Regions from separate parts of the Homo sapiens genome. Here region 2 is linked to region 1. Evidence: read pairs that join two places in POLR2A ChIA-PET (ENCODE). Cell type or tissue: Panc1. All regions are shown on one strand.

Region 1 (2,500 bases):
CCAGACCTGCTTGAAGTATATTCACTCATTTAACCCTTGCAGGAACTCCTAAGAAAATGGCATTGCTGCTCACATTTTGCAGTTGAGGAATTGAGGTCCAGAGGCAAAATGATGTAACATAGCCAGCATGTGCTGAACTCTGACTCCATATCCAGCACCAGTTGTCACATGTATCAGTTCATTCAAATCTCACAACAAGCCCAGATAACAAAACCAAGACATGAAATGCTCAAGTAGCATGCTCAAGGTCACCTCACACAGTATGTGGAGGAACTGGCATCTGAATCCAGGTGGTCAAGCTCCAAAGCAGAAACTCATATCCATCATGTTACACCTGCCTGGCTTCACACAGCTGATAAAGGGTGGAGCTGGGAGTCACTGCCAGGTGTGACTCCTGCATTGCCCTCTCTGCCACCTTTCTTTGAAGTATTAGGGCCCACTGTCTTTCTAGGCCCTTCTCTCTCCCTCACAGGCACTTGAATCCTCTACTGGCACCACCTCATCCCATGACCACTCATGAGCACAGACAAGGCTGATCCTATCCATGGACAACAGCTTTGTCTCAGGCTGGCCTCTATAGAAGGGCCATGATGAGGCCTGGAAGTGGATCTGTATGAGAAAAGGTCAGGCATTCCTTCAATTTCACCAATTCCTATTGCTCTAAGGTCAACAAGGGAGAGATTACTTATCTGAGTTGAGCAGCTGTTCCTGCAGCCCAGAGCTGGAGCCAAGGAGTGCAAGGCTACCATGCTATTCTACAGCCGTATCTGGACCGGCTGCTATGTCCACAGCTAACCACCTTGCCAAGAGCCTTAGAGTGTTCCCCTTCTCTTTCTATGAAGTCTCTCGCCCTATAGACAGGTGCTGAATGAACACAGCTTAGGAGTCTGAACATGATTTAATTCAGGCCTGCAAAGAGGAAGACTCACCAGCCCTTGAATGAACATCACTGGGAAAATAGCGGATATGGTGGTGTAGTGAGGGACCTGAGACTAGAAGCAGGCAGCCTGTTTGCTCGCTATGTAGCTTTGAACACAGCAGCTTATTACCTCTGACGTCAGTTCTCTCAACCATAAAAGAGGAATAAAGCAGTTCCTACCAGGCAGGGTTGTTATGGGGATGGAGTCAATACACTGCAGAATTGTTCATAAAATAGCCTCGTATGCATATGGCAAGCACTCAGTAAATGGTAGCAATGACCCACGGCTCCTCTCCTCCCTCCTTTCTCAGGAGGAATCCTTTATTTTATTTTTTAAGACTGAGTCTCACTCTGTCACCCAGGCTGGAGTGCAGTGATGTGATCTCAGCTCACTGGAACCTCCGCCTCCTGGGTTCAAGTGATTCTCCTGCCTCAGCCTCCCAAGTAGCTGGGATTACAGGTACCCATCATCGCACCTGGGTAATTTTTGTATTTTTAATAGAGACGGGGTTTCACCATGTTGGCCAGGCTGGTCTCGAACTCCTGACTTCAAGTGATTCACCCGCCCGCCTCAGCCTCCCAAAGTGTTGAGATTACAGGCGTGAGCCACCGTGCCTTGCTTCTGAGGAGAAATCGTTTAAGTGAAATCAGATTTTGACCTCTAAGAGCTCAGAGTCCAGTCCATCCCATTTGGGGACATGGACACTGTGATCCCAGCAGTTCAAGGCTGATGGCAGTTTGCATCGCTTGACAGACACACTGCCTCTGTTGGGGTATCTCCAAGGTGGTGAGTGAGTCCCACCTGGAGCCTGGGTGCCCAGGAGGCTGCTGAGCTGACTTTTCCTGCACTGGCGAGCTGCCCTGCCCACCTGCACTTGCACGTGTGTGCACTGTCCAAGCTGAAAGGGACCTTAGATCCCTCAGATTAGCACATTTTTTTCTATAAAGGGCCAGATAGTAAATATTTCAGTCTTTTCACCAAATGCAGGCTTAGATCATGCTGTCCAATGCATCCCTCCCCATAACCCCTTGCCCTTGGTGGGTTTTGGGTGGCGGGCGGGGGTGGGGGTGGGGGTTCCAAGAAGTTATTTCAGGGAGCCCAGAGGCCATTTTTTGTACCTCTGAAAGTCTAAGGGAGCTCCTTGCTGGTCCTCCTGCCCTGGACACCCTTCCCTCAGATCTTTGAACACAGCTCCTTCTCACCATTCAGGGCTGAGCTCAAACATCCCACTCCCTGGAGATGATACCTTCTCAGCCCCACCCATTACTCTCTCACATTTCCATTTATTTTCTGCATGGTGCTTATCATAACCCAACATCTCTCTCTTTTTTTCTTTTTCTTTTTGGAGACAGGGTCTCACTCTGTTGCCCAAGCTGGAGTGCAGTGGTACAATCACGGCTCACTGTAGCCTTGACCTCCCAGGCTCAAGCAATCCTCCCATCTCAGCTTCCCGAGTAGCTGGGACTACAGGTGTGCACCACCATGCCCAGCTAATTTTTTTGTATTTCTTTGTAGAGACAGGGTTTCACCATGTTACCCAGGCTGGTATCAAACTCCTGAACTCAAGCAATCCACCTGCC
Region 2 (2,500 bases), 460 kb before region 1:
TTTGTATAATTTTGTCATTTCTAGAAATTCTATGTAAATAAAATCATAAAATATACATCCTTTCCCACATGTCAAGCAACTGAAGCCTCCTGCCAACAGCCATGTAAGTAAGCCATCTTGGGAGCAAAACTATCTGGTTCTCTTCAGACCTTCAGATGACTGCAGCCTCAGCTGACATCTTAACTGCAACCTCATGAGAGACCCTGAGAGCCAAATCTACCTTTCTGAGCAACTATCAAACTTCTGACCCACGGAAACTGTGAGATAATAAATATTTTTTGTTTAAACCATGAAAATTGAAGTGCCGGGCGCGGTGGCTCACGCCTGTAATCCCAGCACTTTGGGAGGGTGAGGCAGGCAGATCATGAGGTCAAGAGATCGAGACCATCCTGGCCAATATGGTGAAACCCCGTCTCTACTAAAACTATAGAAGTTAGCCGGTCATGGTGATGCATGCCTGTAGTCCCAGCTACTAGGGAGGCTGAGGCAAGAGAATCGCTTGAACCCAGGAGACCGAGGTTGCAGTGAGCTGAGACGGCACCACCACACTCTAGCCTGGGTGATAGAGTGAGCCTCCGTCTCAAAAAAAAAAAAAAAAATAGAAGAAGAAGTAAGTTATTATGCAGTAATAGATAATGAATATACTTGCATTAGTGGAAAAAGCCCATTGGTCATTATATATTACTCTTTTTACATAACCCTGGATTTTTAAATATAGAATTACTGTGTTTAGATTCATGAGAGATGGTAATCTATAATTTTCCTTTCTTAGAATGTCCTCTTTGGGTTTTGGTATCAAGATTAGGCTAACTCATAAAATGAATTGGGAAATGCTGTCAAATTTTTATGATCTCAAAGAGCTTCTGTAAAATTAATAATTTTTCAATTATATATTTAGAAGAGCTCAAGAGTGAGAACATTTAAGTTTGAGGGTTTCTCTGGAGAAAGTTTATAAATTACAAATGTAATTTATTTTGTAGATATGGAACTATTGAGAATTTGTATTTTTTATTTCAATATTTTTATTTGTGCAATAATTTATTTTATTTTATCCCAATTGTCAAAATATTACCCTAAATTATTTAATAATATCATTTTATCTTTTTATCTGTAGAATTCTTGAAATTCATAATTTGTGCTCTCTCCCTTATTTTCATCAATTTTTCTATGTATTTATTGATTTTAATAATATCTTCAAAGAACCACTCTAGGCTTTGTTTGTTAAGTTTCTATATTGTATATTCACTTTCTCTTTCATTGTTTTCAGATCTTATCTATCCTAGTTTATTTGGGTTGTTTCCTGTTTTTTTTTTAGCCTAAATTGGAGACTTTCATAATCTATTTTCAATCATTCTCCTTTTTCTCATACATACATTGAACGTTTTACATTTCTCTCTAGGCACTGCTGTAACTGCTTCTTACACATTTTTATATGTAGCAAATTTTTTGCTGTTTGTTCAGTTTAAAATATTTTCTGATATTCATTATGATTAATTCTATGACCCATGGGCTATTCAAAATTAAGTGACCAATCTCAAAATATCTAAGGATTCTAGGAATCTTTTAACATTTTATTTATAGTTGAAATCTACTATGTTCAACAAATATAGTCTATATTTTTGCTATTCAAAGTACTTGTTAAAATTTCCAGCTTAAAAGTTGTTGAATCTTCCAATTTCTTTTTATTACATGAAATCTCTTTAACTTTAGTAATATTTCTTTCATTAGTGTCTTATTTTGTTTTTATATATGTATGAACATATATATACACTTATGTATATATGCACATTTATGCACTTAATGACAGTATCAAAATATAAAAGCAAAAATTAATGGAAGTAAAAGGAGAACTGTGCAAATCCGCAATTACAGTTGAAAACTTTGGTATCAGCTCTTATAGGAAATGATAGAACAAGCAGATAAAAACTCACTAAGGATATAAAAGATTTGAAAAGTACAATTAATCAACTTGACTTTATAGACATTTATAGAACAGTACAGCCAACCACTGCATAATGCACATTATTTTCAAGTGTATAGGGAACATACACCAAAATACAATGTTTCTTCTTTTTCTCTCAATGTATCTTAACTTTATACTTAAAAGGATTTTTTTCCCCCTGCTTTTTTTTTTCTTTTCTTTCTTTCTTTTTTTTCTTTTTGAGACGGAGTCTCACTCTGTTGCCCAGGCTGGAGTGCAGTGGCATGATCTCGGCTCACTGCAACCTCCACCTCCTGGGTTCAAGCGATTCTCCCGGCTCAGCCTACTGAGTAGTTGGATTACAGGTGCCCACCACCATGCCCAGCTAATTTTTTTGTATTTTTAATGGAGACGGGTTTCACCATTTTGGCCAGGCTGGTCTCAAACTCCTGACCTCAGGCGATCCGCCCCCCTCGGCCTCCCAAAGTGCTGGGATTACAGGCATGGGCCACTGTGCCAGGTCCATATAAACAGCGTATAGTTGACCTTTAAAAAAGTATAAATATATATTTTTTGAGA

The links. Peaks named below come from ENCODE experiments on the same cell type or tissue, not always from the same donor. Only the 100,000 strongest peaks of a DNase experiment are listed, where the experiment ranks them.
Region 2: POLR2A ChIA-PET joins it to region 1 with 6 read pairs; 2 of 35 experiments call an interaction of 5 or more read pairs at or near these places.

Annotation. Positions count from the first base shown.
Region 1 is chr11:12,191,532-12,194,031 of GRCh38, reverse strand. The region is part of intron 3 of MICAL2 (microtubule associated monooxygenase, calponin and LIM domain containing 2); the gene reads right to left. Among named protein-coding and RNA genes, the nearest start is that of MIR6124, 29 kb to the right of the region's middle. RefSeq lists an enhancer at 596-890. In Panc1, no CTCF peak of the experiment used is centred here; no DNase peak of the experiment used is centred here; H3K27ac peaks cover 771 bases.
Region 2 is chr11:12,649,867-12,652,366 of GRCh38, reverse strand. No RefSeq gene overlaps it. Among named protein-coding and RNA genes, the nearest start is that of TEAD1, 23 kb to the left of the region's middle. In Panc1, no CTCF peak of the experiment used is centred here; no DNase peak of the experiment used is centred here.